2 separate regions of the Mus musculus genome follow, and region 2 is linked to region 1. A link is a contact called in ENCODE Hi-C or POLR2A ChIA-PET data. All regions are on one chromosome and are shown on one strand. Each heading gives the region's core, a stretch centred on a gene start or an enhancer-like site at or near the end of the contact. The rest is flanking DNA. Distances are from core to core; before and after follow the strand shown. Region 1 holds the start of Zfp41 (zinc finger protein 41). Region 2 holds the start of Pycrl (pyrroline-5-carboxylate reductase-like).

Region 1 (6,212 bases), core at 2,214-4,713:
CATAGAACACACACACTCAAGTGCACACACACACACACACACACACCTCTTTTATTTTAATTATTTATTTTATGTATATGAGTACACTATAGCTGTCTTCAGACACACCAGAAGAGGGCATTAGATCCCATTAGAGATGGTTGTGAGCCACCATATGGTTGCTGGGAATTGAACTCAGGACCTCTGGAAAAGCAGTCAGTGCTCCTAACCACTGAGCCATCTCTCCAGTCCCCACTCCCCACCACCACCACACACACACATACATAACTCTTTTTTTTAAGTTAAAAAATAAAAATAGGACTGGGAAGATAGTTTAGTGGGTAAAGCTTTTATTGCACAGGCATGAGGACCCGAGCTGTGACCCTCACTCAATACATGGAAGAGCCCAATGTGGCAGCACATATCTATAATCCCAGTGTTCTTCCTACGGCAAGATGGAAGGAGGAGACAGGAGAATCCCCAAAAGCTCACAGGCCAGCTAACAAACAGCAAAGAAAGCCTGCCTCAAACAAGACTGACAAAGTGGTCTCCACGTGTATTCATACAGACATAAAGATAAGGGGGAAAAAGATTTTAAAGCATCCCAACAGTAAAATGGGAACAGCTCCCACAAACCTGTCCTGTGACCACCCTGATATACGTTCAAGTTGAGGGGCCAGCAAGAAAAGAAAACCCAGCTGCCATGGGAACTTCAGCTTAGCTTGGTCTTCACCGCTGAGTCAACTCCATCCATCTCTCTCTCTGCCCATCTGGACACAGGGCTGCCCATTGCCTCTAGTACCATGACACTAGTGTAGGTTTCACCTCACTTCCTTAGCTCCATTACACACTGCAGCTCAGCTGAACTCTAACTCTGGGGTGTGGCTCTGCCAGTGTCCCTAGCAGCAGCTCCCTAACAGGACTTGTCACTCACCCTACCAGGGACTCTGCCTCTATGTCAGCTTCCTGCCTCTACCTCCACTATGGCCTCCCTGAATTCCACAGCAATCTTCTTAACCCTGTTGCAGACATTCTGTAACCTACCTATGGCCAGAAATACTTGCCGTGTGCCAGTTGAGGTCTAATTAGAGTGTTAACATTAGTAGTCTTCACAGGAATAAAAGAAGCTGTGCTTGCCTCGGTCACTAGCAAGAGCCAATCTGAACCACTTGACAAATACCAGTCAAAGAAGCCAATGTAGCTTGTGAATTTGTTATTTGTTATTCAATAAATTCTGATATTGTAAAAAGACACAAATGTGTTTATCTGTTTCTGACATTTTGTATTCACAACGAATACTCACTTGTAGGGTCACTAGCTCTTGTTCTTGGCTGGTGCTGGACAAGAGTTTCAGTTTCACTGACAGAGTCCAGGGGCTCTCTGGAATCTTCCTGCCTCCCAGGACAGAAAGCAACCATTTATAGTGGTCTTACTGTTCCTTGTTGAGTTGTAAAAATCCTGGTGGTGGTGGTGGATGGGGGGGTGGGGAGGGAGGGGAGCAGGTGCTTTCCCCAAGGCAGGAAATCCTGAGGAAGGAGACTCATTACCATTGCCCTTCCAAGGACCTTGTGGTTTGTAGAAGCCAGTGACGCAGGAACAAGGCAGTGACATTAACACAAAGACAATCCATTGCAACTAGGGAGGCCCTACACTACCCAGGTTCCCATGTGAACGGCCACTGTCAGGAACAGACATGTCTCAGTTGTATATCACTGAAGACAGCATCTCCTCAGGCCGACCCTAAGCTGTACACAGCAAATAATCCTGGCCACCAGACAAAGGGGCCATGTGTCCAGATGGCTCAGAGCTTGTGTCCAGACACTGGAGCTTCTTAGCAGAAGACACTTCATTGTCTTCTTAGAGAAAAACTTGGACCACGTGAGCAAGCCCAAGCCACAGGCTTAGCAGTTGAGTCTCACTGACAAGAGAAGGGTATAATTCTCCAGAGAGGAGCCACTCCAAAACAGAATCTCTTCCACAAATGAAGGGGCGTGGGGGTAGGGACAAGCTGGAGCATGCCTGAGAGCTGAAAAGAACAAGAATGATACCAACAGTCTATGCGCATCCAGCTCAGCCCACCTCATTAGAGGATAGGTAAGAGACTGGGGACTACATGAAAGATGGCAGGAAGCACACAGGCCACTAACCTTCTGGGGAAAGCAAGCAAGGAGATGCCCTACCTCCCTGTACCAAATGCTGGTAAGCCAGAAAGCCCCATGCCACTGGTAGGAATGAATGAGAAATGGCACAGGCTCTCTGGAAAGCAGCTTGTCTGTTTCTTGCAAAAGGCAACATGCAGTTTGGGACCTAGCAACTGCCTTCCTGGGCACGGTCCCAGGGAAATGAAACAGCACGGGGGGAGGGCGGGGGGGGGGGCGCTGCTTCCCAACAACCTTGTAAACACGTCCTTCAGTGGACAAAGGATCCCAAAGCTGTGATGCACACAGCGCAGAGGCAGCTGTTCAGGAGGCTGAATGAACCACCATTCAATACACAGCCACTCTTGTGAATCTAGACAGCGATGCCTGAATGATAATCGGCAAGCTCCGCCAAGTTGCACGCTGGACAATTACATTTATCTAGCATGTTGGCGTTGAATCTAAACGGATGAGGTGGAGACGACACTTAAAGAAAGGGTCTGTTAGAGGTTTGATACAGGCTTCTGCAGCACAGGAGGCACTAACACTGTGTACTAGTCATGTAAAATGGCGCCCCCAGGGAGACTTCACCAAGCACACAACAGCTCTCGATTCGTTTCTCATAACTTCATTCTCCAAGCGCCGTGGGCCACACCTATCGTCCCAGGACTCGACCGAGGCAAGAGATTGCTAGTTCTAAGCCAGCCTAACCAAATATAATAGTGGAGAATATACCCAGAAAGTCGAAAGAGCACAAGAAGTGACTAGATTTAAATATCTGTAAAGGCCCGCGTTAAGGACAGAGCAGGGGACCCTGGCTTTGCCGGAAAGGAGGGGCGGGGTCGGATGATTCCAGGGGGCTACAGGCCGTGCACTACTGGGTCCGCCATCCCGGCGTGCCACAGATGGCAAACCCGATGACTGAGAAATAACACGAAGCCTGCAGAAGAAGGCTTGGAGTCCTGAGAAGAGGCGCACGCCGGGAGAAAGGCGCCGCCCGCAGCCCAGAAGCTTGCACAGGCACAGACGCCTGCTTAGCATCCTCTCAAGCGAAGCTCGAGCCCGCAGCCACAGCATCACAAGGAGCGAGGGCAGTGTCTCCTAGAGCCGACCCGAAGGGGCGGGGAGAGGTAGGCGGGCCTACGGCCGCAGCACGGGATCACAGAGAGGCCGGGCGGCTGCTCCTAGAGCGACACCAGAAGGGCGTGAACGAGCAGGCGGGGCTCCGGAGCTTGCGGCGGTACCACCGAGAACCCGGCAAGGGTCCTAGAGCGGCACTGGAGTGGGTTTCGAGCGGTGGGCGGGGCTTAGGGTGCGCGGCAGCACCACCGAGAGGCCGGGGAAGGTAGAGCGGCACCAGAGGGGCGGGCGCCTTTAGGCGCGGGAGTGGCGGGCTCAAGTGGGCATTGTTAACGGTCGCCCGCCCGCCGGTCAGCCTGCTTACGGCCACGTTCCGCCGGCGTCTGTGCTCGGCACCCATCAGGTACTCTCTGCGTGTGTGCACGGTAGCCCCGACCGGGCGAAGGCCGGCTTCTGAGTCGTTTCTCTGTGGACCACCTCGGCGGTGTTGCAGAGGTCCTTGGAGGCGGGGAAGGTGGGCCGGGCTACCTAGCGAAGCCCCTTGTTGCTGGATGCATTGAGCGCCTTATCCTGCCGGCTCCAGCAGCTCCTTGATGGACCTGAGTCCCTAGGTCAGCGGAATTCAACTAAGTTGCCTGAATCACTCGCACCTACTCCTGTGCACAGGCCTGTGAAGAGAGGGGGCAATAAGCTAAGTCGCTGGGGTCTTCTCTGGTTTTAATGACTATTTAAGTTTTCAGTGAGGATGGTCCTTGGTGAGCAGACACAGACACCTGGGTCCCGCTTGTCATTCCTCTCACCAGAGTGATGGTGTTTGAATTGGTACTGAGTGATGCTGCAGACAGGGACTCTCAGGTGTCTCCTGAGCTGTCCCACAAAAGACAAACACTTTCAGATGCTGACATAGAGCAAACAGTCACCTAGCCGCCTGGATCTTGGACTCTGAATCCGGATAAGAATTTTATCTGCTGGGTTAGATATGTGGGTATTTGTCAAATGCTTAGAACAAAATACAGTGTGTTCCCAAAGTGTTTTTGGGAAAGTGTGGGTGCTCTAGATGGAACTGCCAGCAGAGCCCACCCCTTTGGGCCTCTGGGAGTAAAGGGGATGGTGCAGGTTTAGAGATAAAGAGGGGTCACATAGAGAGAGCCTCATCAATACAAGAGGCATCCTTTGGGGGTCTGATGGGGTTTGCTGTGGATTATGAGGAGAGCCCTGAGTTTTCCAGGCTCAGAACCAGGCTGTTGTATGGTAGAGTTACTTCCTACTCCAGGGTGTTTGCACAGTCCCAATGTGGGCGGGTAGAGAGGATAAGGAAGAACGGGGAAGGTTCTGTTTGGGGAGGTGGAAAATGGCCATCGGTCCATGATGGCTATGGCTTTCTCTGGGATGAGTGAAAATCTTGTCTTCAGGCCCAGGAGTGTCTGTGGCTGAGTGAGAGAGTCACTCAAAGAGATGAGCATACAGTGGACCAGAGGCTCTGAGCTCAGCTTATAGGCCTGGGGCTAGAGCTCTGGGGAGTCCACTTTAGTCTGAGGGGCTCATCATGTGAGCAGCTGGAAAGACAGTGGAGCTGCAGAGAGCTAAGAGCTGCCTCTGACCTGTTGTTCATGCTTTTGCCTCCAGAAGCAAGACGACCGTGGTTCTGTCTGCTTGATGCAGCTTCGTACGCAGGAGCTGTCCCTGACAGCGAAGTCCCAGAGAAGGAGCCAGGCAGCCACTGTCTGAAAACCCTCAGCCTTCCCTGGCCTCCAGGGGGGTTTCCTGCTTCCTAAGAGCAGCAATGGAAAAGCCTGCAACTAGGAAAAAGAAGAGTCAGGCCCCAAAGGAGGAGGCAGGTGCGCAAAAGGCCACTGTCAAGGGAGAGAAAACATCAAAGGGGAAAAAGGCAACCAAGAAGCCAAGAAAGCCCCGCAGACCCCGAAAAGAACCTGTCCTGAGCCCCGAGGACGAAGCACATATCTTTGATGCCTTCGATGCCTCGTTTAAAGATGACTTTGAGGGTGTCCCCGTGTTTGTCCCTTTTCAGAGGAAGAAGCCCTATGAGTGTGGTGAATGTGGACGGATCTTTAAACACAAGACAGATCACATTCGCCACCAGAGAGTTCACACTGGAGAGAAGCCCTTTAAGTGTGACCAGTGTGGGAAGACCTTCAGGCACAGCTCAGATGTCACCAAACATCAAAGAATTCACACCGGTGAGAAGCCCTTTAAATGTGGGGAGTGTGGAAAAGCCTTCAACTGTGGTTCTAACCTTCTAAAACACCAGAAAACGCACACTGGAGAGAAACCTTATGGCTGTGAGGAGTGTGGAAAATCCTTCGCCTACAGCTCCTGCCTCATCCGGCATCGGAAGCGTCATCCGAGGAAGAAGCACTGAGCAGGGCGGTCTACAGCTATGGATCCTTGTCAAACACCTGATGATGGTCCAGAGGTCTTACGCAGTATGCTCATCCAGCCACCCATCTGTCATTGAGAGGAAAATCTACCCATCAGACATGAGAGCCCACAGAGGCTTTCTGCCCTTCGAGTCTTCACTTAGTAGTAACATGGTGCTTCCCGGAGCTTCCTGAAGCTCCAGCCATTTTCCAGACTACTTTATGTTACTCAGGGCCATCTTTGGAACAGTTTTGGGTCGCTGAGAACTTTGTAGAGCTAAAGAGACACCCCTGTTGGCAAGGGCCACTGCCTTCCTTTGCTGCCTCTGTCTGCACCAACCACGGTGCTTTTGTCTCTTCTCTTGAAGACTTCTGACTCTGTATGCTCAGCCCCATGCTGTCTGCTAGGGCGAGGAACCCTGAGGTGGATGACAGGCAGCATTCTGACCAACTCTGAGGACAGCACCAAGTCCTGCTTGCTCATCTCTGTGCAGCTGACTTCAGTGATCCTAGAGTTTCACTCTTCTGGCTGAAACCACAGTCTTTGAGCTCAACCCTTGGGCCTAGAGCTGGGTTACACTGCTTTCTCTTGTCCCAGCCACATCGTAGACAAGTAGCCTGGATCCATCCAAAGCCT
Region 2 (6,212 bases), core at 2,772-5,271, 300 kb after region 1:
TCCTTCATCCGGAAACATGTCATTACTCCTTGTCTCTCCACTTCTGGCAACCCACCCACGAGTGCCCACCCAAGGGCTCAGTTTTTGACCTCGGATGCTATGGACACAAGCCCAGCTCCTAGCTGGCATGTCATCGTGCTTCGCCTAAGCTCTGTAAAACCCTCTTGCTTGATTAGCCTGGATGTGTGACTTTACTGACCTCTACCTGTGAGATTGACTAACTCACCTGGAGAGCTGCCTCCTAATAAATCTGCCTTTATTTCATTTTAATCTGGTCTAATCTGGCCTGTGTGTCACCAAGGGAGAGAAAATGCCTATCAACCCCTTTGGGAGTTGAACAATCCTTTTACAGGGGTGGCCTGAGACCATCAGAAAACACAGATATTTACATTATAATTTATAATGGTAGCAAAATTACAGTTGTGAAGTAGCAACAAAAATAATTTTTTTGCTTGGGGGGGGGGGTCACCACACCATGAGGAACTGTATTAAAGGGTCACAGCGTTAGGAAGGTTGAGAACCACTAGCTCAGAATCACAAGAAACACGGCCCTAAACATGGTCACAGATACCTAGACTATAAGGCCTATACCCAAGAGTTTGGTAAAGGAGCCAGCCTCGATGGTCCAATAAAACATGATGTTCTGAGGGACAGCAGAGCTCACAGGGGGATCATTTGAAGCCCCCAAGGCTTGACTCTGAGACAATACTCACAAAGGCCACACCACTGCCACTGAGACCGGTGTGGATATCTACGTAGGACTCGGGAACCTCTATGCACTGCCCACAGGCTTCCAGCAAGTTCTGTAGGAGCTCTGCGTCATCGTTCCCAGCATGGTGGCCCCGGGCCATCACCATGGCCCCCTCCTGGACAACGCAGGGTAGATTGGGAGAGACTCGCAATACTCGTGTGTTCGGGGGTAACAGCTGGATAGGAGAGAATTCAGCGTCAGGCAAATGCAGCCTCTATCCCCACTGCCCAGGTACCTTGGCAGAACATTATCCCAGCCACTGAACCCTGGTGAGCCAACTGGCTAACTTCTGGTGCTTGGTTGGGATGCTATCTCCTTCCCAAGTATGGGCCACAGATCCTGTTTCAGAGTCAAGGCCTTACTCACACCAAGGGGCCACTCACCCCCTCCATTGTGCTCAGAGAGATCCCAGCAGCCACAGATACGATGATGTGCTCAGTGGTGACTATGGGGGCCACTTCCGCCAGGACAGTTGGCAGGACTTGGGGTTTGGTGGCAAAGATGACAAGTGGGCAGTTTTGCAGCACCTCATGGTTGGAGTGAGTAGTCTGGCAACCCAGAGCCTAAAGAGACACAAGGGCCAGAAATGAGGCTGTGTGAGGCAGCATCCTACACAGGCTGACCTGCGTGCCATCGACCATTCCGTATCCCGTGGGTCACCAATGTCTGTACTTGCTGTACTCTCCAACGCCTACGACAAACCCAACAGGCCCTGCTCCTCAAACTCTTAAGTTGTGCCTTCTAGAACCTTCCCTCCTAATGAGTGTCCACACCCACCCTACATAAGACACACACTGCATCTATGCTAGTCCTTCCAGAACTTTCTTCCTGGCCTCTGACGCCTAGTTCCCCTGGACAGACCAAACCATCTCAAACCGTCTGCCATACCTGCCCCTGATAAATGCTTCAGAAAGACAAGGCCCTCTAGGTCCCACTCACCCTGAAGTGGCAGAGGTTGTTGTCCGTTGGTGCACTGGCCAGCACTTGTTTAGCTTCTACTTTGCCTGGACAGAAGGACGAGAGCTGGTAAGGACTGGGAAGATAGGACACAGCTTGCCCAGCCCAGTGTGAGCCTAAGGCTCCTTAGGGTTGCTTGTCCTTGGGGCTGATCAAGTCAATTCATCGTACTTAAATAGCACTGCCGTTTCTGTTGGACACTGGGACCAGGAACCCGCCTGATCTTAACAAGAAACAAAGCCCAAGGGTCTCCGCTTTCAGGGAAGGGGCAGCTGACTGGAACATTTAGGTCTTTTGGCCAAAATGCAAAACCTCTGAAGGAACGCCAGAGCTAGGGTTGCATGGTGGATAGCAAGAGAGTTAGTAATAAAGGTCTGGAGAGACAGCTTAGCAGCTGAGAGTATTTGCTGCTCTTGAAGATGACCTGGGATAGGTTCCTACAACCCACTTGGGCAGCTGACAACCATTGATAAGTCTACCTCCAGTGGAACCGGTGCCCTCTTCTGGCTTCTGAAGACACGGAGTGTGTAAGCATGCAAGCACACACATAGACACACACACAGTGCCTAAACAGATAAAACACTCAAACATATAATTTTTAAAAAAGCTGATCTTAGCCTGGTGATGGTGGTATATGACTTTAATCCCAGCATCTAGGAAGAGACAGGTGAATCTGAGTTCCAGGCCAGCCTGGTCTACAGAGTGAGTTCTAGGACAGCCAGGGGGTTGCATAGAGAAACCTTGTCTTAAAACAAAAACAAACAAAGCCAGTCTGATAAAGACCTAACAGGCAAGTGAGCTGGTGTGTCCTGGGGAAACGAAGTGGCCCCTCTGGTGGACACCACCTGGTTTTGGAGGATATAGGGGTAGAAAGCCTGGGCCAGACAGAAGTGCATGCTAAAACCTTCCCCAGGGAGCTAATGATGTCAGTGACAGTGTGTGTAGCAGCAAGAGGCAGGTGAACTGCCAGGTTCGACGTGTAAACTGCTAAGGCTTGTAGGAAGCCCTCCTCCCATGATCATGGGCCTCTGGACTTTGAAATACAACTGAAAGCAGAGAGCCAAAGGTCACCAACTTCCTCTACCCGCAATCTGTTCATAAAGTTTTCTAAATACTGTACAGCCGTGCTGGGCCAGTAAAACATCAGTTATATACACCAGCAGTCCTCAGCCCGGAAGAGTTTGCCTCTCTCCCCACCATACCCCTCAAGCTCCAGGTAGCAGACATTTGGAACTGGTGGAGAAACGTCAGTCTTCAAATTCAAGGTATTGTTGCCATAAAGAAATGACAAACCAGCGATAGCAGGCACTCTTCAGAGCACAGGGCCAATCCTCTTCCTCCCGAGTGTCCTCACAGCTGCCCACCTCTGAGAGTGGGGGCTGAGGAATGGGTAGCCTTTGGTTAAGCCAGAGGCTGAGGAGGAAGAGGCCAGGACGTCAGACATTTAACTTGGCATTAAGTCGGTTCAATCTAAGGCACGATTTGAGCCACATATGGAACTAGAAACTCGCAGCCACATTAAGGAGATAAAAAGTTAAAAGCGAGTCAGCGAGTGGCTCACACTTTTAATTCCAACACTCTGGGAGGCAGAAAAAGGTGGATCCCTGAGTTCAGGATCAGCCTGGTCTACCTGGGAGTTCCAGGCCAAATGAACCCTGTCTCGAAAAGAAAAGAAAAGAAAAGAAAAGAAAAGAAAAGAAAAGAAAAGAAAAGAAAAGAAAAGAAAAGAAAAGAAGAGAAGAGAAGAGAAGAGAAGAAGAGAAAAGAAAAGAAACAAGCAAACTCCACTACAAAGAAGTCACACGTGAAGTCAATCGTAATATTCTTTAATGCAATACATTTAAAGGAATATTCACCAATACAATCAATGTTAAATAAATGAACTGGTTTTTTTTGGTTTTTTTCCCCCACACCTCGCCTAACATGCCCACTCACCGGCCTGGGAAGGGACTGCGGACTCATCCAGCGATCCTGGAGGCCTTAATAGAGTCCTGATGTATGATTCTCACCCAGGAAACCAGCGAATTCACCCTACTGGCCCTTGGTGTACCACGTGCGCCCCTCCCGCCAAGGCTTACGAACTCCTCCCATTAGAACGAAAGCTCCCCCAGCCAGGCCTCGCCTCCCACCTGCTTGGATGAGGCCTCGGGCAATGGCCTCCGCCATGCGGCCTGCACCCACGAAGCCCACACGCCGAGGTTCAGACATTGTCGCCGCCATCCTGCTCTGAGCTGGCCTTCTCTCGTCCTTGCGGCAGCGGGTCCCGCCCACTAGAACTGCTTTGACCGACAGAAGCGACTGGGCGGGTTTGGGAGGACAGAGGGGCGGGGCGGGGCGGGGCGGGGCGGGCGCAGACACTTGGATTTTGACGCTTGAGGCGGGATTTCCCCCAAGCTTTGGTAAACCATTGGTCAGTGATTTTGCTGAGGGGAAAGAAGAGAAAGGAAGGGGAGCTAGTCCTAAGCAGGCTGTCTAATTCCTCCTGAGAAGCCTGAAGCTAGCTAGAGTCTCTCCAAAACCCTTACAGAGAGATTTAGAGGGGGAGAAAAACAAAAAAAACAAAAACCAAAAAACGCTTGAACCACTCCAGGATGGGCCTGGGGTGTAAGGTAGGTACTCCAAGCTCTTGCCTAGCTTGGGTGCCTTGGGTTCAGTCCTCGGAGTGGGTTCTGGTTCTCTACATTAAAAGCAGCACTAACCATCAGTCACTAATACACAGCACTTATTTTTTAATTTAAAAAAAACTTTTGAGTGCTTTAGTGTCTCACCAAAATAGTTATCTGTATTGAATTCCACATATAGTGACATTTAGTCACTTAGCTGGCTATATGTATAGTCATTTAGCTAAAGTGAGAGCAGAGGAAAGAAAAAGCAAGCAAATCAAGAAGCCCAAAACAGAAAAAAAGGCAGGTTTTCATGAGCAATCAGAAGCCTGGCTGTGGTGGCACACACCTTTGGTCTCAGTCCCAGGCAGGTGGAGCTCAAGTTTGAGGCCAGCCTGGTCTACAAAGCAAATTCCAGAACAGTCAAGGCCACAGAGAGAATCCCTGTCTAACTAACTAACTAACTAACTAACTAAATAAATAAATAAATAAAATGATCAGGATCCCAGCCTTCGTCTCATCCAAATTACCAATTCAAACAACCACCAGCATACAGGTGGTTTGTTGCTGTCTTGTTTTGAATGTGCATAATTAGGCAAACTAGAACACAGCACTTAGAAGGGCAGTGCATGCTGTCTTTGGACTGTGAGGTCCCACAGTAAAGATGGTCATCTCCTGCTTGCCACAATTGGGATGTGATGGCCAGTCCTTCCCTCTCTCTCACTGTGCGAGGTGAAGAGTTATAATTTCCTAATCTTTCCCCAGACCCCACCTGAAGCCTACAAGCACTAAGTCTGCCTGACATTAGATGGACACCTGTAAAACCAGGAGCTAAAAACTACAGCTAAATAAGGCTTTTCCTTCTTAGACATTAACTGTCTCAGGTAGCAACAGGGAACCTGCAGAATCCTCAATATGGAGACAAAAATCCATTCTATGGGGTGAGGGACATGAGTGTAAAGAACTTGTGTATTCTGGGCGGCACCCAGAAATGTTCAAGGCTGAGACTTGGCCTCAAGTCTGTCGGAAAGTGTATGCAGCTGTCTGGCCAGAGTGATCAAGGCACTCTGATTCTTAGGACAGGGTGCATTTCTTGACATAATGACACGTTTAACACTGACTGGTGGTCACTGGACAACTGAGTGTCTGGCAAGTTCTGATAGACTCAGATCAGCTCTTCCTGGGGGCTGGGAGCTACATCCTTAATTCCTTCCTTAATGTCCTGGCCTGCTTGGTGGATGCTCATCAGAGGGTGAGGTTTAAAGGTGGAGATGGGTGCTGGGAAGGCATGGGCCTGAGGTAGGCTGGGCGGTACAACATAGGAGGGGACAGCTGACACTGCTCTAAGAGGATGAAAGACCTGGCAGGTTGTGACTGTCCTGCTGGAAGACAGAAGGCCTCAGATGCAGGCTGAGAACCAAGGGTGAGGGAAAACATTTGGATATCTTAATACTTCAGGGAGGTGAGAGGCAGAATGTCTAGGAGGGTTGGGCTGAGTGGAGAAAGCTGAGCAAATTATGAGACCTAGCAGACTGGCTGAGCGCCTGGGAAGGAGGCACTGGGTCGAATGGGTGTGGCTTCTGAAGATCCACCATAAGGCAAGGCAGCGCCTTCTGGTGGCAGCTCCCTAACAGGACATGGAAGGAAACTTTTTTTTGCTCGTTTGCCACTAAATCCATCTAGGGTGCCAAAATACACAATACACAGGAGGCCAGCAGCTCTCCAGGAGTCCTCCAGGCCCTCAGTGCCAGGCTGGCCATGCAGCCTTATACACTGAACAGCTACCAGATTCTTGGCCTGTCCAGTGTTAGTCATTGTCCGGCTACCCAGAACACATCCTGTAAGGCAGCCTAATAAATCACCTTGCATGTGTTAACAGTTCTGTTCCTTTGGAAAACCCT

The links. A loop is a pair of places that touch in the nucleus more often than their neighbours do. ChIA-PET counts read pairs that join two places held with the same protein, here RNA polymerase II (POLR2A).
Region 2: a map of heart shows a loop between it and region 1 (2.9-fold over the local background). The contact joins the promoter of Pycrl here to the promoter of Zfp41 in region 1. A Hi-C loop is called at or near these places in 1 of 37 maps with a recorded cell type or tissue (heart). POLR2A ChIA-PET finds 5 or more read pairs at or near these places in 1 of 5 experiments (embryonic stem cell).

Annotation. Positions count from the first base shown.
Region 1 is chr15:75,613,221-75,619,432 of GRCm38, forward strand. It overlaps Zfp41 (zinc finger protein 41), which reads left to right and starts at 3,464. Exons shown (of 3, transcript NM_001044718.2): 1 at 3,464-3,600; 2 at 4,824-6,212. The coding sequence starts at 4,981. The coding sequence ends at 5,577.
Region 2 is chr15:75,917,539-75,923,750 of GRCm38, forward strand. It overlaps Pycrl (pyrroline-5-carboxylate reductase-like), which reads right to left and starts at 4,022. Exons shown (of 6, transcript NM_025412.2): 1 at 3,838-4,022; 2 at 1,691-1,755; 3 at 1,135-1,314; 4 at 714-926. The coding sequence starts at 3,928.